6 separate regions of the Mus musculus genome follow, and all the other regions are linked to region 1. The links are chromatin loops, found by intact Hi-C in ENCODE. Cell type or tissue: heart. All regions are shown on one strand. Region 1 holds the start of Gm36757 (a long non-coding RNA gene). Region 2 overlaps Mark3 (MAP/microtubule affinity regulating kinase 3). Region 3 has its middle 15 kb from the start of Klc1. Region 4 overlaps Coa8 (cytochrome c oxidase assembly factor 8). Region 5 overlaps Ckb (creatine kinase, brain). Region 6 overlaps Ppp1r13b (protein phosphatase 1, regulatory subunit 13B).

What was found. A loop is a pair of places that touch in the nucleus more often than their neighbours do. Peaks named below come from ENCODE experiments on the same cell type or tissue, not always from the same donor. Only the 100,000 strongest peaks of a DNase experiment are listed, where the experiment ranks them.
Region 2: a loop joins it to region 1, with 2.8 times the contacts of the local background. A loop is called at or near these places in 9 of 42 quality-filtered maps.
Region 3: a loop joins it to region 1, with 3 times the contacts of the local background. A loop is called at or near these places in 12 of 42 quality-filtered maps.
Region 4: it touches region 1 in a loop (2.9-fold over the local background); 9 of 42 quality-filtered maps call a loop at or near these places.
Region 5: a loop joins it to region 1, with 6 times the contacts of the local background. A loop is called at or near these places in 10 of 42 quality-filtered maps.
Region 6: it touches region 1 in a loop (8-fold over the local background); 34 of 42 quality-filtered maps call a loop at or near these places.

The regions. Positions count from the first base shown.
Region 1 is chr12:111,944,545-111,948,544 of GRCm38, forward strand. It overlaps Gm36757 (a long non-coding RNA gene), which reads left to right and starts at 1,414. Exons shown (of 3, transcript XR_003950158.1): 1 at 1,414-1,828. In heart, a CTCF peak has its summit at 2,405 (motif pointing left); DNase peaks (open chromatin) are centred at 47, 727, 1,367, 2,427 and 1 weaker place; H3K4me3 peaks cover 743 bases; H3K27ac peaks cover 2,215 bases.
Region 2 is chr12:111,651,602-111,655,601 of GRCm38, forward strand. It overlaps Mark3 (MAP/microtubule affinity regulating kinase 3), which reads left to right. Exons shown (of 18, transcript NM_001370744.1): 16 at 357-383; 17 at 1,789-1,833; 18 at 3,669-4,000. Among named protein-coding and RNA genes, the nearest start is that of Ckb, 19 kb to the right of the region's middle. In heart, no CTCF peak of the experiment used is centred here; a DNase peak (open chromatin) is centred at 2,030.
Region 3 is chr12:111,741,460-111,745,459 of GRCm38, forward strand. It overlaps a transcript of Coa8 not described here. Among named protein-coding and RNA genes, the nearest start is that of Klc1, 15 kb to the right of the region's middle. In heart, no CTCF peak of the experiment used is centred here; DNase peaks (open chromatin) are centred at 2,252 and 2,732; H3K27ac peaks cover 235 bases.
Region 4 is chr12:111,720,580-111,724,579 of GRCm38, forward strand. Coa8 (cytochrome c oxidase assembly factor 8) reads left to right here. Exons shown (of 5, transcript NM_026511.2): 2 at 2,033-2,230; 3 at 3,761-3,824. Among named protein-coding and RNA genes, the nearest start is that of Coa8, 9.3 kb to the left of the region's middle. In heart, a CTCF peak has its summit at 2,274 (motif pointing right); no DNase peak of the experiment used is centred here.
Region 5 is chr12:111,666,033-111,670,032 of GRCm38, forward strand. Ckb (creatine kinase, brain) reads right to left here. Exons shown (of 8, transcript NM_021273.4): 7 at 3,793-3,982; 8 at 3,323-3,709. The coding sequence ends at 3,531. Among named protein-coding and RNA genes, the nearest start is that of Ckb, 4.3 kb to the right of the region's middle. In heart, a CTCF peak has its summit at 2,491 (motif pointing right); DNase peaks (open chromatin) are centred at 1,589, 2,549, 3,079 and 3,589; H3K4me3 peaks cover 850 bases; H3K27ac peaks cover 1,692 bases.
Region 6 is chr12:111,876,342-111,880,341 of GRCm38, forward strand. All of the region lies in intron 1 of Ppp1r13b (protein phosphatase 1, regulatory subunit 13B), which reads right to left. Among named protein-coding and RNA genes, the nearest start is that of Ppp1r13b, 30 kb to the right of the region's middle. In heart, a CTCF peak has its summit at 2,101 (motif pointing right); no DNase peak of the experiment used is centred here.

The DNA.
Region 1 (4,000 bases):
CCTCAGGAAAGGCCTCACTGAGCAGTTGGTGGTGTCTGCTTTGGGGCTTTGTGGGGTTCTGGGCCAGTTAAAACTTCCCTTCCTGGTGGAGGCAGTTTCACACAGCCTCCGTGTGGATGGACTCTGGCTATTTACAGGGCTGTAGGAAGAGGCTGAGTCACCAGGTAGCCTCCCTGGAGGCCCATGAGACTGGTCACCAAGGTCACAACCCTTGTGAGGCTGGTAGCCTGGAGCCTCTGGACCCTGACCCGAATGGGAGTTCAACTCTGCCCTGATAAGATATCATCTGCAGCCCGCTGGGCTTGGGGACTGTCACTTTATTGGTTTTGAAGTGCCTTGTTATTTTTTTGGTTATAGAGGTGATGTGGCCGAGTGATAAAGTCCTTTAGGCACCAGTGTGTGTGGGCGATGTTGTTGTTGGTGCCACCTCATGATGGGATGACTTGCCCAATCATAATTTACTAAAATCACAGCTCAACTAAGACCCTGGTAGAGAGAAATGCCATGAACCCCAGTCCTTCCCCACCTGAAGACCATCCACGACACACTTCTGGGGAGCCTCGCTCGGTGTGAACTGTAGGGTAGGTCTGGGTAAGAGCTGGACAAGAGAGCTGCTGACCCAGCCGGCCTGCCCTCCCCCCACCCCACCCCCAGCTGCTGTGACCACCCGGCATGCTGCTTATCTTGTTTCCCCAGATGCTTCCTGTGTGGGATGTAGGGGTGGGAGTGAGGGCCAGGCACTCTTCCAGGTCGCTCTGGAGACCTGATGTATCCCAAAGCTGAATGAACCCTGGGGGGAAGACTCCTGATGGCTTGCACGTGGGCCTTGAGGGAGAGACTGAGGGGGCACTCAGTCCCTGCATACCGTCCTTGGATGGGGTCCTCACCCACTGCGAGGCTGTAGGAGGCTGCCCCTGCCAGAAGTAAAGGCTAAGCCCGCTTCCCGTGCTGTCCTTGATATGCCCCAGCCATGGAAGCAGGTCAGGCCTCGGGGCAGCCCTCATACCAAGCTCCACTAAGTGGCACCCCTAGCTACTCCTCTTCAGCCCAGAGGGCATCCTCCTCTTCCTCCTCACTTCTCTGAACACAGAGGAGCATGCAGGCACAGAGCAGGGTGCAATAGCGACATGTCTGAGAACTCCACGGAAAGGTGCCCGCGGACACTGCCAGGCTTTCACCAGGTCCCCCTCCCTCATATCCCCTGGAACTTGTTTGCTCAACTCTGGTTCTCATCTGGGAACCTGGCTTCCCAAGGAACTTTGAGACCAGAGCCACCTCCATTGTATGTGTGATGGGGTTGGGCGGGAAGGGGGGGTGGGAAAGAATGCCTAACTAGTTACAAACCTTCCACATTCACAAAAGCTTACAGTTCATAATGGAATCTTTTCTGGCCCACAGCCCTGCAAAGCCCCAAAGCAGACACCACCAACTGCTCAGTGAGGCCTTTCCTGAGGGCGGTCCCAGGCACGGCCCCGCCCCCTAGCCGCCCAGGCCCCGCCTGCCAGCTCTGAACCACACACTGTGTCCTACTAGACTAGACAAGGCCCTCACTCAGCTATTCCCAGCCAGCCACGGTGCCCAGGGTAAACTACAGCACGCATGGTGGACAGAGGGACAGAGGATGAACGGAGAAGCACAGGGCTGGCTGCTGGGGACCTGGCAGATGCTTCCTATCCCTGCTGGCTGGTGACATCACCGCTGTGACGTCACACTCTGGCTTCCTGGGCTTTGGGAGTGCTGGTTCTGGTGATAACCACTTCCTGCTCCCGGCCAGGGTGACTCAGGACTTCCTTCTGCTCCCGGAGTCATCACTGAGCCTGGCTCTCCTGTATCCTCATCTAGGTGGGGCTGGGGGAGGAGGGACTCATGGGTCCCTGAAAGCGGGATGAGCATGGCCAGGGCCAGTCTGTGGCATCTGTTGCTGTCTCCTAGGGAGACCTTCTTCCTGCAGAGTGGGGCTTCCACAGTCTGCACAGCTCGGATACCCATTCTCTCCTAGACTGCTGGGGCAGCAGGGTAGCCTTCTTGTCTCTCTCCCTGGTTTTAAGTTGATTTCCATTCTCACCTATCCCAGACTGTTGTGTCCTGAGGGACTTCAGTCACCTAAGTTCACTGTCATATGGTCATACACTACCTTGCTGATTGGTATTGCCACCTCATCTGCAGTTGAGGACTGTTAACCCTGGACAGGACTCCAGTAGAGTGTGCTGTCTTTCATCTATGTGCTACACGGGCATCAGGTCCAGGCTGGGGTCTGGAAAGTGGAAGCAACCAGGGAGCCTTTCAGCTGGGCTCAGGAGTTGAGAGCTCTTCCTGTGACACTTAGGTCTGGGCCCAGCACTTCCTTTTTTTCCTGGCTACCTCTCAGACAGGCCTTGGCCTAGGCACTGGTCTTCTACTGCCCTCTTGGGGACATCTTTGCTTTAGGCTCCACCTGTCTGGTACTTGGTATCCCTCCCGTCTGTCAGGCAGCTTCTTAGACCTTTGCCTTCTGGTGAGGCCATTGTAAGCCTTGTATTGTCTCCAGCACCCTCCAAAGCCACCATGGCACCCTCCCTCAATTGTGACCATACTGTTGTCCCTTTTCAACTGCAACCTTTCCTCAGCTTCCTCAGCCCAGGGGTCACTGGGCAGCACCTGAGGTCTCCTGGGAGGGTGGCCCCGGAACTCGCCTTTCACGATGCTCTCCTGGGAAGGACACACCATAGGCTCACCTAGACAGATGTACTCCTAGTCACAGTGGGATCTTTAGGACTAAGATGACAGATCTGGAGAGGCCACCGGAGCCTATGGGTGAGTGGGGAGGCTGGGTTGTGGGGTCCGGCCTGGGGTAGTCTTCTGGGAGTGTTTGCTGGTTGTGACCACAGGAAAGGGGTAGATAGTGGGTACACTTGGCTGGCTTAGAGGCCAGAGAATTTGGACCTGGAGGAAGGATTGGGCAGAGCACATTGGAAAAGCTTGGCTACCCATCAGGGAGGTCTGCCTGTGGGGCTTGGAAAGGCACTGCATGCAGGAAGGGTCCTTTAAGCACTGAGGCCATAAGTGTGTGGCGGGTGTCTGGAGAGACCCTGGGCTTATCTGCTTTCTGCTACTTCCCTGCCACTAGGAACCACTGTGCTAGACTCTTTTGGTTTTAGGAGCCAGTGTACTAGACTCCGTTGGTTTAGCTGAGGATTTTGTCACCTTGTTCGCTTTGATCTGATACGTCTTTTCCTTTGATGGGAACTCCTCTAGTGTTTGGGATGGAAAACATGATCGTTGTTTGGGGGTCTTCCCAATGTAAAAGAAATACTTGGTGGAGCCCTGGCATTTGGCTCTTCCAGAAACTCCCATGGGGCCAGAGTTTCCCCAGACCCAGCTGACATAGAGGCTAGCCTGAGGTCAGCATATAGGCAGCACTGTGTGCACTCCTTGCCCAGAGGCTTAGAGATGAGAGGAGCTAGGGTAGCCGTAAGGTGACCTTATTAGACTCCAAGGGTGCCAATCTCTCTACAAACTTGCAATAAAATGTTACTTTACATTTTATTGTTTAAGATCACATGGGAAGCCAGGCATGGTGGTGCATACCCATGATGTCAGTACTGGGGAGGTTGGGGCTGGAGGCTGCCATGAGTTTAATGCTAGGCTAGACAGTGTACATACAAATCACCCAGGCTACTCAGAGGAAGATCCTATCTGCAAACAGCAACAACACAAAGCAAATAAAATGAGGACAGAAAGCCGCATAGTAATTCTTGAGTATAGTTTTGTAAAAACTGAAGCATTGGCCATAAATTTAAAGTTCGTCTTGACAAGTCCCATCTGATCTCGTCCCCTCTTCAGGATGCATTCACTATTCTGGTTTTGGATTCATTTTGTACTATTTACATATGTGGATGGATTTTTTTGTTAGTGCTGTTTGTTTTTAGATAGATTCTCACTGTGTAGTCCTGGCTAGCCTGGAACTTCCTATGTAGACGAGGCTAGACTTGAACTCCAGAGATCCACCTTGCCTCTGCCT
Region 2 (4,000 bases), 290 kb before region 1:
TCAAATTCAGAGTTCCACCTGCCTCCTCTACCTCCTAAGTGCTGGGATTAAAGGCGTGTGCCACCACACACACTGTTCATGATAGTTTTTAAAGACTGAGTTTTGTTTTAAAAGATTTTTGTAATGAATTTAGTTACTATGGCTAAACAAGTTTTTATGTTTCAAATTAAGAACCACACTCAAATGTTTACAATAATTTTACTTTTCAACAAATGCTGCTTTTATTAATATTGACCAGAAGAGGAGCCCTGATGTTTGTTTTTGTTTGTTTTTTCTATTCTTTCTATAATTAGATTTTCTGTTTAATTTGTAAAAGTCTTTTCTGTTAATTTTTTTTTGGCTTAATTTCTTTTTAGAAACATGTCATTCAGGTTTATCAAAAGGTAGGACTTCTATATGTACACTTACTCCCCAGTCCTCACCCCGCCCCCAACAGCTCCTGCAATTAACATCAGGTCTGGCTTTTGGTCCTGTTTTTTGTTGTTGTTTATTTTTGTTGTTCTTTGCGTTAAAACTAAACTTTCTGCTAAGAACTAAATCCTCATTTCCTTAAAAGGAAACTGGAAAGAACTGGATTAACTCTATGAGCATTTTAAAGGCACTGCAGCACCCACTCAACAAAGGCCTGTGCATGCCCTGTGCACTCTCTTTCTTCAGTAGAATGACTTAGCATCCAGATAATCTGTCTTGGTACTAATAACACTGAGCATGCCCCTGTGTAAAGATGATATGTTCAGTAATCAGTGTACAATTAATGATTTAGCCGCAAGCATGCAGAAGGTAAGTGACAATTGTGTGACATTACCATTATTTACTGAGGATCGAGTTGGCAAAGGCCACCTCCGATGTTGGAGATGGACATGTAGACACTCAAGAGCCCGTAACTTCCCGGCATAATGTCCAGTACAGCGTTCGTTCCTTTAAGCCACTTCTCAATAAGGGAAGCATGTGTCATTGCTTGACTAGAGCATGGTAGTAACTTGGCTCCAGTTGGGGTAATATCTTTGGTTTTGACAATAAGAGACCAAAAATATCGATGTTCTTGGAATGTGCACGTATAAAGCAGAAGCTCTGCTATTAAGGTTACAGCCTCGCCCCGTGTGATAGCTCACACTCGTCACCTGTCACCTGGGAGGCAGACAACACCATCCTAGTCTACATATGGAGCTCTACTGAGTTCTAGACTAGCCAAGGCTAATAAAAGAGACCCCCGTTAGAGAGAGAGGGAGGCAGAGAGAGGAAAAAGGTACAGTTCCTGTCTGCCTGTGGCTGCATTTTTCTGTTTATGAAACATGCTCTCTATGTTGAACTGCAGAGTGTTGGTTTTGATGCAAGTGCCATGATGAGTTTTCAGTGATCTTCCCAAATAGCTAATTTTTCATTTCACAAATCTGTTATATTTGAATATGGAGGTCTACTGATAACTCCATTTCTTTTTAAATGGGAACTGTGCTCTGTAGAGCGGTACTAGAACATAGAACAGCTCTAGTCCAAAGCCGTGAGTGTGAGGAGCTGGAAGACAACTCTCCTGAATGTGCAGCCTGCCTCTGCACAGCTCTGTCCTCACTAAGAACATAGCACCAACTGAGTCACACGGAGGAGGAGGAGGAGGAGGAGGAGGAGAAGGAGGAGAAGGAGGAGGTTGTTAAATTAGTTCAGCAGAAACTGAAAAATGCCTAGACTTATTCACTGTGTAATGTTTTTGTTGATGTACAGTGGTTGTATACCAGTTTGTAAGATTTCTTTTCTCTTTCCACTTTCCTTTGCTTCTACGTTCTGTCCATTGAGACTTCCAACTGAATATGAGAGGAACGGGAGATATGAGGGCTCAAGGTGAGGGAAGACTTTTACTTCAAATATTTTAAGTACTTACCTACCTCATTGTCATGTCAGGGATGACCGATGCTTACTCATTCAAGTATAGTGGGCCTGGTACTGTGTTGAGGTTCTGGTTCTGGAATGATCTTGAGGCTGCTGGCTCTGCTTGCTGGACCTAGGAGACTGCTTTTTGCCCCAGCAGCCATAAGAGGGCAGCAGTGTGCCAGGAGCGCCTTCCTAAGCACCCTCAGTTCCCATTTGTCTCTTGATGCCTTGAGTAAGGTCAGGAGGGCTGAGATGGCGTTTCTTTTTAAATGATGATTATAGGGGTTGTTTGCCTGCTTTTTGGTTTTGTGTAGCTCTCATTGTGTGCATCTGGAATCACAGATAGGCTCAGGGATTCCATGTCTGTATGGTAGGCCTCCTACTATTCTTCCCAGTACAGGCTGTGGTGAGACACTATGGTTCCAGTGAAAATCTTCCTTGACACCTACTGCTTGTCTCTGTGAGGCCCTGAGCACTGTGTAGGTTTCCCTTTAAGGTAGAGTTGAGGTGAGCAGGTAGTCTCCCCCAAGGCCTGTCCCTGTGGGCGCAGAGCAAGCTCTGCCTTTCCAGCTATGTATTGTCCCATCCACAGTAGGAAGGCAGTACTGGAACCTGCCTCCTAGATAGAGCAAGCAAGGCTTGCTGTGCAAGTGCTCTGTAAGCTAGGCCAGCGCTTTTGGGTGTCACTCCGATACAGTCTGCTGGGTCCTAAGTGCAATCTGCACTTTCCTACCTCTGCATTTGTGGCATCATCTCTGTTCAGAACAAAAACTCGCCAGTCATGGTGGCACATACACTTGGCAAGTACAGCAGGAGGCCAGTGGTTCAAGGCCAAGAGTGAGCTCCATGAGACCCTGCTGTCGAAGGAAGGAAGGGAGGAAGCGAAGCAAGCAACAACCCAAACCTGTTTCTCGTTACCATGAATATCTTTTTTTTGTGCTGCGTCTGCCTCCTCACATAAGGTTTCTGGATCCCAAGAATGTTGCCAGGCTTGTGCTTGCCTTTGTAAGCTGTGAAGTATCTAAGGTAGCAATTGAACTGCGCTCTGAGCCCTCACCTTGTGCAAACCAGTCATTTCAGTTCTCCACAGACAAGCGAGCGGTAGCATTTCATTTTTCCCTGTTTCATTAAAATGAGATCATCTAAGTTGTGGGTGTCTGTGGTGCTCCGTTTGCCCATTTTGAGATGGGCCTCACTGTCGTTCAGGTCCCTCAAGCTCGTGGCTCCTGCGATCCTTCCTTCTCAGCCTTCTGAGCAACTGATAGCCGGGAAACATGACCTTGGTATTTCCAGTGATGAAATTAGATCTGTAACAAGGAGAGAAGCAGTAGGAGTTAGAGACGGTGAGGTAGATGCTGGTGACAGGACGGATGGCCTACCTGTGCACTCAGCATCTGACCGAGAGACAGGAGCCCCAAGCTGGGGGCACCGAGTCAGCCTTTGAGCACTGGTCTCTGTGGCACTCGTGGCAAGCATGCTATTAGTAATAGAGGGGCTGTGTGTGTTAGAGCAGAAGAGTGCTGGTCTGCGCCCACCCTAAGGACAGTGGGGCTCTCTTAAGCCTGATTTCAAAGGTTTCCAGTACAGATGGCTCCTGGACGTTTTGCAGCCAGGTAGAATTTTGTGTGCATTCTTTATGTTTAGGGGTTGGAGATACAGGTGTATGCCTCTGGTAAATGGGCTGTGCATGGGATCAGTTGTCACTTGAGCTGAAGGAATTGATAACTAGCTAAGGTTAAAAAAAAATAATAATAAGGTTCTTTTTCCAGTAAATGAAAACTCATACACTGCCCTGTGCATTTCAGTCGCAATGTGTCTTCAGAGCAGAAGGATGAGAACAGAGAGGCCAAGCCCCGCTCCCTGCGCTTCACCTGGAGCATGAAGACCACGAGCTCCATGGACCCCAGTGACATGATGCGGGAGATCCGCAAGGTGCTGGACGCCAATAACTGCGACTACGAGCAGAGGGAGCGCTTCCTGCTCTTCTGTGTCCATGGCGACGGGCACGCAGAGAACCTGGTACAGTGGGAAATGGAAGTCTGTAAGCTGCCAAGACTGTCTCTGAATGGAGTCCGGTTTAAGCGGATATCAGGGACATCCATAGCTTTCAAAAATATTGCTTCCAAAATTGCCAATG
Region 3 (4,000 bases), 200 kb before region 1:
TTAGCTACTGCAGGACCTTAAGGAACTCCAGATGTGCAGGACACTGGAAATGCCCAGGGGACTTCCATTATCTGCCCACTAGTCTGGCGGAAAACCAGTCTGACCACAGGAAGCCCTCAGGCTAGGAGTTGCAAGCAGCCTTACCTCTTCAAGGGACCGCCCTCTTATATAGCCCTTTCCGGCTGTCCCAGAGGAAGGCCTTTCCACTAATGCTTCTCTACCCAACCTGATGCTTTATCCCTTTTGCCTGAGTGGGTGGGGAGCATCTCAGAGATCGAAGGAGGCTGAGAGGGGTTGAAGGCAGGAGATCAGGCGGAAGCCTACAGGCCAGTAAGCCTAGAGTGCCAGCAAGGCAAGCAGACAGACCCCGTGTCAGTGCTGACTTCCAGAAAGTTCTCTCACCTCCACACCTGTGCTGAGGCAGGGGGGCTCAGGCCTGCTTTTTTTTTCTCCTCCTCTTCTTCTTCTTCTTCTTCTTCTTCTTCTTCTTCTTCTTCTTCTTCTTCTTCTTCTTCTTCTTCTTCTTCTTCTTCCTTCTTCTTCTTCTTCCTTCTTCTTCTTCTTCCTCCTCCTCCTCCTCCTCCTCCTCCTCCTCCTCCTCCTCCTTCTTCTTCTTCTTCTTCTTCCTCTTCCTCCTCTTCCTCCTCTTCCTCCTCCTCCTCCTCCTCCTCCTCCTCCTCCTCCTCCTCCTCCTTCTTCTTCTTCTTCTTCTTCTTCTTCTTCTTCTTCTTCTTCTTTAAGACAGGGTTTCTCTGTGTAGCCTTGGCTGTTCCAGGAGGAACTCTCTGTGTGGCCTCAAACTCACAGAAATCCACCTGCACCTGCCTCCTATGTGCTGTGATTAAAGCTGTGTGCCACCACAACCAGCCTTCAAGTTTTTTTTTTCTTTTTTAATTTAACTTTTGTATTTATTTGAGACAGAATCTTACTGTGTATGTAGCTTAGCTGGCCTGGAAATCACAGGGTGGCCTCAAACTCACCGTGATCCACTTGCGTCTGCCTCTCAAAATTAAGACCTGTGACAAGATTAAGGCCTGTGCCACCACCGCCTGGCCTTAATAAATACATTTGTTTGTTTGTTTGTTTGTTTCAAGACAGGAGGTTTTTTTTGTGTAGCCCTGGCTGTCCTGGAACTCACTCTGTAGACCAGGCTGGCCTCAAACTCAGAAATCCACCTGCCTCTGCCTCCCGAGCGCTGGGATTAAAGGCGTGTGGCACCATGCCCGGCTGTACATTTATTTTTTTAAGTAGGAAACAAAATGATTCTAAGCACTTAGCACCTTTTGTTTTTAAACCAAGGTTTCACATGGTCCAGGCCGTGACACAGTTCATAACCAAGGATAGCCTTGAATTCTTTTTTTTTTTTTTTTTAAATACATATTTGTTTTATTTATTTATTTATTATATGTAAGTACACTGTAGCTGTCTTCAGACACTCCAGAAGAGGGCATCAGATCTCGTTACGGATGGTTGTGAGCCACCATGTGGTTGCTGGGATTTGAACTTCAGACCTTCGGAAGAGCAGTCGGGTGCTCTTACCCACTGAGCCATCTCACCAGCCCAAAAGGTTTTCTTTTTTTTTTTTTTCAAAGATTTATTTATTATTATATGTAAGTACACTGTAGCTGTCTTCAGACACTCCAGAAGAGGGCGTCAGTTCTTGTTACGGATGGTTGTGAGCCACCATGTGGTTGCTGGGATTTGAACTCTGGACCTTTGGAAGAGCAGTCGGGTGTTCTTACCCACTGAGCCATCTCGCCAGCCCGAATTCTTTTTTTGTTTGTTTGAGACAGGGTGGCACGATATAGCCCTGATTGTACCAGAACTCACTATGCAGATCAGGCTGGCCTCAAACTCGCGGAGATCGGTCTGTCTCTGCCTCCCAAGTGCTAATGTCAAAAGTGTGCACTGCCGTGACAAACAAGCCTCCAGCCTCGAACCCTGGATCCTTCTGCCTTTCCCAGTTTCCTCTCACTACCTAAAGATGCAGCTCAGAGGCACTAAGCAAGTGCATGTTGCTGAGTCACATGACTCCAAGATCATGTGACACCATCTCCAGCACTTGTTCACTTTCTAAATTCCACTTCCCTGCCTTCATGCAGCCCTGGCAGCCCCCTTCATTGTGCCCCTGTCCTATGAATCCGATGTTTTAGAGACTTCACACATGTGGAGCCCTACAGGATCCAGTTTCTGAGACTGGCTGACCTCACAGCCCAGCGTTCTCAAGTCCTGTCCCCCCCACTCCCATGTTGAAAGAAAACAGCTGCTTACAGCTGCTTGGAGCTGGCCACCATAACTCACAGTGGTACTCAGTGTGTGTGAGGGCTTCCCATGAGGTACTGAGAAGAGCTAGGGTGCTCACGAGACTATTCTAAGCCATCAGAAAAGATAGACCCTAGCCCTCAGTGGCATTCGTCCTTGTACCCTAGGTCCTGTGTCTGCTAAGGAACTTGCTACTGACTGTGGGCATCTGCCAAGGATTTTTTTTACTTTTATGTTGTAAAAAATGAATCGACCGGTCTCCTAGAAACATTCTGGTTGCTTCCAACGGCTGATTATTGATTGTTGTAATTGGCTCCACTTCGTCCTGAGTCAGTCCTCCGTGGAAAAGTACAAGGGTTCCCGCTGGAGGAGGATGAGCTGGTCAGACAGAGCGAGGAGGTGGCCAGAGGAGGCTCTTCCTGGGTCCAGCTGACAGCCCTGCTGCCCCAGAACACCCTGGTACCCAGGGAGGCGCTGGGCACTGAAATAGGCGCCAGCCTCTCGTGGGGGTGAAAAGAGGAACAGAAAGCAAGCCTGAGCGTTTGGCACACGCTCTGGGAAAGGGCATCATTTTGCTTCTGTCCTGCCCATCCCCCCGCACCTGCACCAAGGAGCTGTTCTGGGGAAGACCATCTGCAGTGTGTGTGTGGGGGGGGGTGGGGTGTATGTGAGTGTGTGTGTGTGTGTGTGTGTGTGTGTGTGTGTGTGTGTGTGTGTTACAGTCCAGGTGAAGGAAACTTGCTTTTTTAAAATAAAAATTGTGTCCCACTGCTGGGTGTGGTGGCTCACGCCTTTAATCCCAGCATTCTGGAGGCAGAGGCAGGTAGATTTGTGAATTTGAGGCCAGCCTGGTCTATAAAAGTGAGTTCCAGGGCATCCAGGGCTGTGAAGTGAAACTGAAGTGAAACCCTGTCTTGAAAAACCAAATCAAACCAACCAACCAACCAAACAAACAAACAAACAAACAAACAGAAAATTGTGTCCCATATGTCCTTCGAGCTTCCGAGCCTCTCCACGTGGTCAGCCATGTAGCAGCCTAGTTCTAGTGTGCTGTTCACTCTGCCTTGGTGCCACCTGCACACTGCCAGCTCCCACACTGTGGCTAGCCTTAGTTCCATCTAGTTAGAGCATCGTGGACACACCTCTGGCTGTGGACATCAGACTCTGATCATATGGTCATGAAGAAACAACCTTTCAAGGGCAGAGCTAGGATCCTCTGGGTCCCTAACCCATGGCTCTCTGTCGCTTCATTCCACTAACAGACATATCAGATGCTGTTATCACACCTGGACCCTCACTCAATAGTGAAAGAGAACATATGTGGGGACCCTTCAGGGTCCTCAGACATTTATTCCGTGGATCATGGCATCCTTTGAGCTGAGCTGGGAGAGTCCTGGGTGTCCTTCATCGTCCCAAGGCAGGCCTTGGGTCTCGGGGCTCTGCCTAGCTGCAGTTTGGAACCAGAGCCCTGCTATTACAAACATGGCTGGTCATGATCATGGCTGCTGTCTGGTGCAAGCCGAGGGGACAGACAGGCTCTGAGTCACTGCTACAGGTTCAGGAGAGCATTGGTGAACATATTATATGATATGATGGGGGAGAGAGGAGAGAGGAAGGAAGAGAAAGACGGGGATCTATGCAGTAGATATAGATTACACAGCTTGCTACAAGACTGAGTGCTGTGGAAATGGGGCCTGGCTAGAGCGTGCAGGGATAGCAGGTGACAAGGGCGGGTGCT
Region 4 (4,000 bases), 220 kb before region 1:
ATATGTAAGTACACTGTAGCTGTCTTCAGACACTCCAGAAGAGGGCGTCAGATCTTGTTACAGATGGTTGTGAGCCACCATGTGGTTGCTGGGATTTGAACTTCAAACCTTTGGAAGAGCAGTCGGGTGCTCTTACCCACTGAGCCATCTCACCAGCCCCGCAGGCAGGGTTTTTAAAGGAAGCACTTGAGTTAGGGATTCAGCTCAGCGGTGGAGCACTTGTCTAGCAGCACAGGCTGGGGGGTGGGGGGGTGGGGGGGCGGGGGGGGGGAATGGGGGTTGGTCCTCAGCTCCAGGGGAAAAAAGCACTTAGGAGAGATTGCTTTGGCTGCCCTGTGGAGTAGCATGGGTTGAGGTGTAGAATGCTAGGGGTGGGGGCAGTGTAGACTCGCTGGTCCCATGGCGTTTCATCAGAGGGGTAAGTAGGCGTCTACCTCAGCCCCCTGCGTGCTGGGATTACAGACACAGCCGCTATGCCGAGAACATTCCTTTTTTAAATTTTAAAATTTTTTTCTATTAAAAGTATATAGCAAAACATGAGGTCTGGTTTCAATCTTTACAACTACAAAATCTAATAAATAGATGCATTAGAGGTGGGGGCTCCTTGTGGCAGAGTGCTTGCCCTGCATGTGTGAATCACTGTTAACTGAGCTGTGTCTCCAGCCCATCATTCCTGACCTGATTTTGAATAACTGTACTCATTTTGAAGATGTCTTCAGACGATTGACGTTAGAGCCAGGGAGATGGAAGTCCGTTAGCAGTGACTGCTCTGCCTGAGGACCCCGGTTCAATTCCCAGCACCTACATGGCAGCTCACAACTTCTGTAACGCCACTCCCAGGGGGTTCAATACATTCACACAGACATACTCGCAGGCCCAACAGTAATGCCCATAAAATAAAAATTAAAAAAATCATATAAAAAGGAGGATTGATATGATAAGCATCCAGCTTATACCCGACAACAAGCATGTGGTCAGAATACTGGTTTTTCTAAATATTATTTTAAAGGATTTATTTTTATTTTATTTAAGTTATGTATGTGAATATGTGTAATGTGTGCATGTTTTCTGAGCCCTGAAGGTGCTGGGCTCCAACGGCCGTAGTAGTGTCTTCAGAAGAACAAAGTATACAGGCGCATGCACACGTGTGTACATTTTTAATTTTAGGTGTACTGATGGTAGAACTCCGAGCCTTGAGAGTGCTGGGCGAATGCTCTTACTACTCAGGTATATTCCTGGTCCTCTTACTTTATTTTTACAGGATTTTGAGACGGATTTACTAAATTGTCCAGGCTGGCTTCACACTATGATCCTGCCTCAGCTTCCTAGCTGGAGTTACTGGCCTGCCTACCAGGCCTGGCCTCTGTCAGCGTGTGGAACTGTTATAGCATCATTTGGTGAACAGTATAATAATGTTAATATTTAAGCCAGGTATGTGGTGTCTGCCTGTAATAGCAGCTTGGGAGGCTGAGGCAAAAGGATTGTGAATTGGGGCTGGCGAGATGGTTCAGCGGTTAAGAGCACTGACTGCTCTTTCCAAGGTCCTGAGTTCAAATCCCAGCAACCACATGGTGGCTCACAACCAACCATAATGAGATCTGACACCCTCTTCTGGTGCTGTCTGAAGACAGCTACAGTGTACTTATTTATAATAATAAATCTTTGGGCGCGAGCAAGCAGAGACTGAGCAAGCGGGGCCAACCTGAGGGAGTAGAGGTCCTAAAATTCAATTCTCAAAAACCACATGATGGCTCACAACCATCTGTACAGCCAAATTGTGCTCATATATATGAAATAAATAAATAAATCTTAAAAAAAAAAGGATTGTAAGTCAAGCCTAGGCCACATTTTTAGATCGTGTCTGAACAAACCAAAAAGGAAAACAATACAAAATTATAGAATTTTTAGTTTCAATACATTGTAGTCTTTCATAGAGTAAGGTGATGAGGGCCTTGAATAAATGCAGGTTGTTAATTTTGTAACGCCAGGGTTTGGTTTAGTTAACTTGTTGATTCCTGTCATTTCGTTAAAGGTCTCAAGATTCTGCCCTCCAAGACAGTCTTGCCATGATTGGATAGGCCCCCCAGACAAATGCTCAAACCTTCGTCCCGTTCATTTTCACATCCCTGAAAACGAGTCTCCCTTGGAGCAAAGACTTAGAGAATTGAGACAAGAAACGCAAGAATGGAATCAACAGTTCTGGGCCAAGCAGAACTTGTCCTTCAATAAGGTAAGTGTGGGCTTCAGACCGGTCAGGGACAATCCACTCAGCCACTTGGGGGCGCTACATCCTTAGCAGTTACATTGTTGCCTTTCTGATGCGGGTTTTGGGAATAAATAGAATACTTTCTCCCTTCCTAATAGTGTCATTAGCAGCCAGGTGTGGCGATTCATTCCTTTAATCCAGCACTTGGCCATCAAAGCCAGGAGAATCTCTAGTTCAAGGCCAGTCTTCCTAGTGGGCTTCAGACGAACCAGAATGATGTATGTGAGATATGTCTAGGTCACTATGTATACTGAGATCCTGTGTCAAAAAAAAATTTTTTTTTTTAAGAGATAAAAAGATTGTTTTAAACCAGCATGTAACTGTGTGGAACACACCTTGTCTTAAGTCACAGGTTGAGGCTTTCTGGGGAGAGCAGTAGCAAGGGCCAGGACGAGCTCTGTCCTGAATGCATCGCCTGCTTATAGAAGTCACTGCCCGGGGCTGGAGAGATGGCTCAGTGGTTAAGAGCGCAGACTGCTCTTCCAAAGGTCCTGAGTTCAAATCCCAGCAACCACATGGTGGCTCGCAACCATCAGTAACAAAAAAATCTGATGCCCTCTTCTGGAGTGTCTGAAAACAGCTACAGTGTGCTTACATATAATAAATAAATTTAAAAAAAAAAAAAAGTCACTGCCATCGTTGTCACTTATGAAAGTTCAAGATTCTTAGCAACTTAGTCAAAAAGTTCATGAGAAACACAGACAGATATCCTAATGGAAAAGGAAATATACACGGAGCGTTTGTTGTATTTTGTGGATTTATAAACAACCCACCTTCCCAAATTCACTGAACATCTTTTAAATTCCTGTTTCAAGCTGGGCATGGTGGCACACACTCATTACCCCAGTACTCTGCATCAGGAATTCAAGGCCAGTCTCTATAAAACAAGCTTTGATGGCAGCTGGAGAGATGGCTCACGGTTAGAGCACTGGCTGATCTTCTAGAACACCAGTCTCGGTTCCCAGCACCCAGATGGCAGCTCACGACTCTCTGTAACTCTCCTTCCAGGGGATCCAAGCTGTCTTTTGGCCTCCTCAGGCACTATGCATGCATGTTATACACAGAGGTATGTGTAGACTCTCAGACATACACACATAAAATAAATCTTTTTTTTTCCTAAAAAATTTATTTATTTAATGTATGTGAGCACACTGTAGCTGTCTTCAGACACACCAGAAGAGGGCGTCAGATCTCCACTACAGATGGTTGTGAGCCACCATGTGGTTGCTGGGATTTGAACTCCGGACCTTTGGAAGAGCAATCGGGTGCTCTTACCCACTGAGCCATCTCTCCAGCCCCAGGTTTTAATATTTTTAAAATCAAATTTGATTTTTTTGAGATGGGGCCTCATGTAGCTCAGGATGAGCTCAAAACTTATAGCTGGGGATGACTTTGGTCTCCAGACCCCCCCACCCCGACTCCACTTCCCGAGGGCAGGGAGTATAGGTGCAAACCAGACAGCTGGCTAAGAGAGTTCTGATGGTCATCTTTCAGGAAAAAGAAGAATTCATTTACTCAAGACTACAAGCTAAGGGCGCAGGCTTGCGGACTGAGTCAGGTTAGTACATTTGTGCTGTTACTGTTTTAGAAAAAAGGGTTAATGAAGGGGAGCACTGGACAGATAGCCCCTGTGTCCTCACTGTCCCACTGCCTGTGTCCTCACTGTCCCACTGCCTGTGTCCTCACTGTCCCACTGCCTGCAGACTCCTGCCCCATGTGTGTGTGTCATCGGTT
Region 5 (4,000 bases), 280 kb before region 1:
GCCTTCTAAGCTACTATTGGGAGAAGCTGGACCCAGCCCTGAAGAGCCCCCTGAGAGCCCCACAAGTTAAAGAGCAGAAGAATCAACCCATGCCTGGGTTAGGCTTTTCTATGTGAGCCTCAGTTTCCCCATAATAGGAGAGGGTGCCAGTGGATGCCTGCTTGCTACTGCCTCAGTGCTCCCACCAGCTGCAACACATTAAATTCCTATAAATAGAAGAAGAATAAAGAAAACTATTTCCAATTTGACTGGGACAGGGCCGAGGCTGTAGCTCAGCACTAACTAGTACAGAGCCCTTGGTTTAATCCTAAACACTACACTGCAGAAACAGGGTGAGGTAGTATATATCCATTGTCCCAGCCGCCGGTTGGTGGAGGCAGGAGGATTTCAGTTTCCTCCTCAGGTGCCTGGGGAGGACCACAAGTGCAGCTTAGTGGTTGAGCTGCGTTCCCAGCATGCACCGCGCCGCGCCGAGTTCAACCCTCAACATGGCCAAAACCATTGCCTTATATAAGCAATACAAGTTCACTGGAAGACATTCGGAAAGCGAAGTATAAAGAGGGAAATCACCTGTTCCCTCCCACAGCCAGACTGTTCTGGGGGTTTTTCCATACATAATGTGTGGGATCTCAGCGCGAGCTGTTTTATAACCCATGCTTGCTTCTTGGCTTCCTCAGCCTGTCTTCATAGCACTGAGTGTGAAGTTTGCTTGCACGAAGTAGGAGGGGTGGGGTTGGCCAAGCTTTTTCTTTCTTTCTTTTTTTCCAGGTAAATGGTCCTGACCAGTTCTTTCCTTCTCTAAGGAGTTGTAGTTCCTTGTTATTTCTTTAGATAGTGGTCTTCCTGGGTCAGCATCTAGAAATTCTACCAGCACCAGGGTGAGAGCTGGAGTTTTTGCTAGTATGGTGGGTTGATGTCTTAGTGGACAGAACACCCACCTCTATCATTGGACCACCGAATGTAGGTGGCTCCAGGGTGAAATCCTTCTCTGGCTGCTCCCAGCAAGAAATCAGGGTGGCCAGCCTGTCCCAGGGAGATGTGTTTCCATTCCGGTACCCAGTGAGCACAGCACCTTTCATCTCTGCAACCACTCTCACGAAAGCCACGAAAGCCACGAAAGCTCAACACACTCATTTGAATCTCGGATCCAGAGAAAGAGCAGGGCTGTCTGGACTTCCATAAGTCCTGGAGATCTACCGAGCACAGGAAAGTAGCATGCAGCACAGCCGAGGGAACACAACAAGATTCTTCTATCTGGGTGAGACTGGGGTAGGAACTCAGAGCCTAGTAGAGTCCTGAGTTTCTGAGCCTACACAGAGGCCAGGAAGGTCCTGTGTCCAGGAAACAGCTCAACCCTGGAAGCACAAACCCCAAAGGGGCTCAGCTGTGCCCCTGCCTGAGTGGCTGGTCCAAGATGCTCATGAGATTCACTGCCTGGAGGAAACATCTTTTCTAGGCTAGGTTCTGCCCTCTGGATCCTGCGTAAGTAGAGTGGGGTTTCAGGCTGCAGCTCTCTGGATCCTTGGGGTTTGGATGGGAAAGTACCACACAGTGCTGTGCCTACCTCCAGTGGGATGGTGTCTGGCCTAGCCACATCAAGTTAGCCGGCCTTGACCTTGCTGGCGATAAGGGGCCTGAGCCAGCAGAACATTCTGGGTTCAAGTGGCGGGAAGAAGGTGGTATTCCAAGACTGAACTTCACAGACCTGAGGCACCTATAGGAAGATAGAAAACCCTCACCCGTTACAGGGGTCCTGTGTCCTGCCTTCTTTTCTTAGGTCTTTTTGGTGTCCCAACAGCAGACATGGGGAGTTTATCTCTCTATGCCTACTGTCCCTCTCTTATAGTCTGGATGGTCCCCTCAGAGACTCATTTCCTTTGTTGGTGGAGATGGTTTGAAAGGCATTTTCCCCCTAGTTTTTCAAGGCAGGGCTTTTCTTTGGAGTTCTCTGTCTGTCCTGAAACTTGCTCTATAGACCAGGCTGGCCTTGAGCTCAGAGCCCCACTCGCCTCTGCCTTCCTAAAGGAAGGCAGGAGGACTGCTTTTTGCCACCAGACTGAAGTCTACAGTGTGGCTGGATGACTTAAAGCTGAGGGAATGGTCTAGTGTGGACCCCAGGTCTTTCTGACAGGAGTGCCAGCTGCAAACTTGTTAGGACATCTGAGGAGACCGAAGGCAGGATTGAGTGCTACCCCTGGACACTAAGGAGAGATGCAGAGATCTCTTGACCCTTTTGTGCTTCTAGGGAACCTGCCCTGTCCTATGTCCAGCCCACCCCCAGTGAGGTGCATTCAAACAGCATGATACAGAGGTCAGTACTCAACTAGAGTTTCCCCAGCCTAGACACCACCTAGATGAGCCCATAGCTGGAGTCTGGCCATTGAAGCAAACCCCAGACAGAACATAACCTCTGTAGCTCATAGCTCAGCCTTGCCTCCTGTCTCCTGGGTCTGAGTATGATGTCTGGGTTGACCAGGTAAGCCTGTGATGAGCCTGACCAGCAGGTGGCAGCACAAGACTGTCCTCTTGGAAGAGTCACTGTGGGGGCGGGGAACTGTAGTCCCAGCCCCTGGCTGCTGTTTTTTCCTTTCTCGGCTTTCAAATGTGGGCCAGATCTTTTCATGAGGCCCAACCAGGATAAGCCGCCATGAAGGCAGCCAAGCCTCATTTGTGCCCAGGAGCCCTGATGTGAGCCTTGGGGTACCTCCCCTTTGACCTGTCCACAGACAGGGACGGGTCACGACAGAGCCCCTCTAACTACTGTTCCCTCTCCTAGATGACGTGGCATAAAAGCTCGAAGTGGAAGCAGAGGGTTGTCTCCTCCCAACCACTAGGGCCCCAGAGAGGAAGCTAGCTGCAAATGAGAGGGACGGGACAGGGGCTAGAGAGCTGGGGGCGGGGGGGGGGGCGGTGAGGAGGAGGCACCTCGACCTGAGGACGATGGAAGCTGGAGGAAGCAGGGAGAGGGTTATTTAGGAACTGGAGTAGGGGTTGGAGCCTGGAGGGGGAGGAAGTGAGGAGGTAAAACTTTGGCTCTTCAGGCTGCCAGGAAGACAGCAGAAAGAAACTGGGGAAGATGTCAAGTTTCTGACTCCTTTAGCTGGCTGGGACTAAGGAAACACTAGGCTCCACCCTGCAAGCACAGATGTCCTTAGATGCTCAGGCTGGACTCAGAGCCTCCCTCCCTCTCTGCCCTGTATCTTCTATGGCTCATGTTTCATCTGCTAGGTGAGATGACACAGAAGGCCAGCGCGCGCACACACACACACACACATACATACACACACACACACACTGTCCCTAGGAAAGGAGAAGCAACACTCAGAAATAGGGCAGGCCAAACCCTAGTTTATTTTCAGTGTCAGCAACAGCTTAGCCATCAAAAAAATAAACTCTACCCAGGGCGACAGAAGTCTCTACAGCGAGGCTAAGGGCTCAGCCGCCAGGCGGCAAACATCAAGGATGCATGGCGGGCACTGCCCGGTTAATAAGTTAGGAAGCGGCAGCCTGATGGTGGCGAGGGCCAGGCTTCACTTCTGGGCCGGCATGAGGTCATCGATTGCCTGACCCTGCTCCAGCCGTTGCTCCATCTCAATGAGTAGTTTCACTCCGTCCACCACCATCTGCACCAGTTCCACCTCCGAGAAGCCCAGGCGGTCAGCGTTGGAGACATCAAACACCCCACCGACAGCAGCGGTGTCCACGCCACCTGCGGTGGGACATGGGCAGGTCAGCGGGGCTGAGGACAACACCTGCACCTTCTGCCCCTCACCTGTGCCTTCTGCCCCTCACCTGTGCCTCGCTTCTGAAGCCGCAGCCGCTTGAGCACCTCCGAGAACTTCTCGTGCTTCCCCAGGTGGGGCAGCTTGATGTGCACACCTGCCCGCAGTCCGGTGCCCAGGTTGGATGGGCATGTGAGGATGTAGCCCAGGTGAGGATTCCACATGAACTCATAGTTCTTGGACTTGAAGAGAGTTTCGATCTGAAGGTGGAGAAGGGA
Region 6 (4,000 bases), 68 kb before region 1:
TGACCTGGAAGGCACGGCAGTGGCAGACTCACTTGCCTTCACTGGAAGCCTCGCAGCAGGCCTGGACAGAGACCTCCGCTGGTCCCCAGGCCCACACTTACAGACTGTGGTTATGGTTCTACAGCTTTAGACATTTGCTGAAGATGACTAAACTGTTCACTTAAGATAGGCATATTTACTTATTTTTGAGACAGGTTTTCACTATGTAGACAAGATTGGCTTCAAACTCACAGAGATCCACCTGTCTCAGCTGGGATTAAAGGCCACCACATCTGGCTTAAAACAGGCAAAATTTATGGCACACAAATTGTTCCTCAGAATTTGTTTTTAGAAAGTGGACTCTACAAGACTTTCAGAAAAGGCAATCAATTCTTATGTAGCACAAACCCTTGACTGAGCCTCAAGCTCTCTCCTTAGCTGTGTGCTGACTTTGCTGATGGTGATGGGAATGGCTTTCCCTCATTACTGGTTCTCAATTCTCAGCAGGAGCTTGGTGGACTCTGGGAATGTTTCTTTTAAGGCAATGGCACTGAACTCTGCTCTGATGAAACTTTGGATCTGTCCTGCTTTCATTTCCTATTGAAAAGGAACTGTGGGGACTGGAGAGAGGGCTCAGCAGTTAAGTACACTGACTGCTTTTCCAGAGGTCCTGAGTTCAATTCCCAGCAACCACATGGTGGCTCACAACCATCTGTAATGGGATCTGACGCCCTCCTCTGGTATGTCTGAAGACAGTGACAGTGGACACATATATAAAATGAATATTTAAAAAAACAAAAGGAAGTGTGGGATAGCAAAGATAAATGACCTGGAAGAACACAATAAAGATACACTAAATTTTAGTTAACTTTCTTGGTAGGTAATAAGTAAGGAGCGCACAGAAACCAAGGAAAGGATTCGTCGAGGTGGGCACAGACAACCATCCTGAAAAACCCTTAGCTCTTCCATGCACCAGAGGACTGACTCTAAGCTCCTTCTGGGTCAGACATGTTGCATCTCTGTGTTTAACTTAAAGCCTCAGAGATGTAGGCTGGAGAGATGGCTCAGTGGTTAAGAGCATTTGTTGCTCTTAAAGGGGACATAGGCTGAATTCCTAGGACCCACATGGCATTTAACAACTGTCTATAACTCCAGTTCAGGGATATCTGATACCCTCTACTGGTCTTGGAAGCCTCCTGCACATACATGGCACACATGTATACATACATGCAGGGCAGATACTCATATACATAAAGTAAAGAGATGTTAAGAGAGAGAAAAAAGGCAAACAGAAACATCCTCAGTCTCTGGGCACAACATCACTGTTACTGATGGAGCCCGAGCCAGCAGAGCCGGCACCTCTGCAAAGCAACCTAAGTGGATGCTGCTGCGCCTGCCATTAGATACATTACTTTGTCTCCATGCATGCTGCCCTGATGCTGGACCGGACCACTGCACTCAGCTGCTCAGCGCTCATCAGAGCTCCCCCTAACCAATCTAACTAAAGGAACTCCATCTGTTACCTGTCTCTTACCTGGCTCAGGGTTCAAATGCTTATCCATTTCCTGAGAACAGAGATCCTGGTCAGCCTTCAGCTGTGTCATCAGTACCTGGATCAGCACCGGGCATAAAGCATGGATTGACTACATAAATCCCCCAGTTATATGATTTGGTAGGACTTTTGAATCCTGAAGGATATGTGTTTGTCTGCCTTTTTATCTTCAAGTTTTCTTCACAATAAAGATAAGAGAAGGGCTGGTGAGATGGCTCAGCGGGTAAGAGCACCCGACTGCTCTTCCGAAGGTCAGGAGTTCAAATCCCAGCAACCACATGGTGGCTCACAACCATCCGTAACGGGATCTGACGCCCTCTTCTGGAGTGTCTGAAGACAGCTACAGTGTACTTACATATAATGAATAAATAAAATTAAAAAAAAAAAAAAAAAAAAGATAAGAGAATATTTACCCCTTTACCCACTGACTTAGTCTACATGACACAAGAAAAAGTATTATTGTGAAAGTCCAAAGCCATGATTAACATAAGATTAACATAAGAGTCTCAGCAGATTCCCTCATACCTCATATCGGGATGCCTCTAGACAGACTCCCTCCTCCCACAAGGTGGCGCTGCATGACAACAGGGAGCAATCCCACATTCAGAGAAAACTAAAGAAGTTAGATGCAGTGATGCACTTGAGGCAGAAGGATCAGGAGTCCAAGACTAGCCCCAACTACAAAGAGAATTTGAATCCAGCCTAGGCTATATGAGTCCCACGTCAATTTTTAAAAAAGATATAATAATAATTGGAAATTGACCATGTCTTAAAGGAAGAGTTGGCCTTAATAGAGTGATGAAAAAATTTCAAAATAAATAAATACTTAAGCCTAAAAATGCATATTAATATCAGTACTTGGGATTGTAGTGCAAAGGCAGGCTAGGCTGATCTCTTGAGTTCGAGGATAGCCTGGTCTACAGAGCACACTGCAGACAGCCTGGGCTACATAGAAAAACCCTGTCTCGAAAAAAGAAATCTTAAAAAGAAAATTGAAAGTCACAACTCAGACTAAAAAAATTATCTGGAAAAGTGTACAGGCAACAAGGAACTTGCATCCTAAAACACAGAAAGTTCTTAACATCAGTATGGAAACACACCTTTTCTAAGGAGCAAATGATGTGAACACACATCTAAGCAAAGCTGACGTGCAAATGCCATGTGTGCACAAGAAGTGTCGCGGGGAACAGCTTTCAGAACAATGACACAGTAGTCACCCTCAGTCAGGCAAACGGCCCTCCATAGTCCTGCCAACTCTGCTGTCACTGTTTCATGTTACAGGCACGCAGCAAAAGGAACTAAGCAGTAGACAATGCCACAGCCACTTTGGAAGACAATCCTATAAAATGTCCTATAAAACAAAACAGGGGTCACAGCTCTAATTCCAGTCCAACACTTGGGAGGCTGATGGTGTACGAGGAGTGCTACAAGTTCAAGACTAGCCTGGACTTCACAGTTAAGTGCCAGGCCCATCTAGGTACAGTGTCTCAAAACCTCTCCTCAAACACAAAAACACTTTTACCATATGATGTTTATTTTCACACAAAAGCTTGTATCAATTCTCAGAATTGCCAAAAATTTGGACACAACCAAGATGCCATTAGTAGATGAATGAGTCAACAAACTGACCTATTCAGACAGTGTAAGACTACAGCAATAAAAAGTATGTGCCATCAAGCCAGAAAATGACGAGGAGGACCTCTAACTATAAGCTGCTGGGTGAAACTGGTCTGAAAGGCTACATACATACTGCTGGATTCCAACTGTATAAGATTCTAGAAAAACAAAACAATAGAGTCTGGATCAGCTACAGGGCTGCAAGGGAGAACGGACTGCAGGGTCTTTCAGGACAACAAAGCTATTCTGAATGACACTGGAAGTGTGGAACATTACACATCTGTCAAAACTCACAGAGCTATATTCCAAGAGTGAAGCTCAGCCTATAAGCCAAGGACCTCAGTCAACCAAAACATATCAAAACTGGTCCATCACTGTAACAGATAGATCACAATGATAGTTAATAAGTGCTAGGTCTGCGGTGGGATGAGAAGAAAGCAGGAAAATTGTGTTTCTGTTCCATTTTTCTGTATTCCTAAAACTGCTGTAAAATGGAACAATAATATGAACTAGCCAGTACCCCCAGAGCTCCAAGGGACTAAACCACCAACCAAAGAGCACACATGGTGAAACTCCTGGCTCCAGCTGCACATGCAGCAGAGGATGGCCTTAGTTGGACATCAATGGGAGGAGAGGCCCTTGGTCCTGTGAAGGCTCCATGCCCCAGTGTGGGGGATGCGAGAGCCAGGAATGGGAGTGGGTGGGTTGGGGAGCAGGGGGATGGGGGGGATGGAGGAGGGTGTTTTTGGAGGGGAAACCAGGAAACGGGATAACATTTGAAATGTAAATAAAGAAAATACCCAATTTTTTTTAAAAAGGAAAAAAGTTAACAACAACAACAACAAAAGTGCT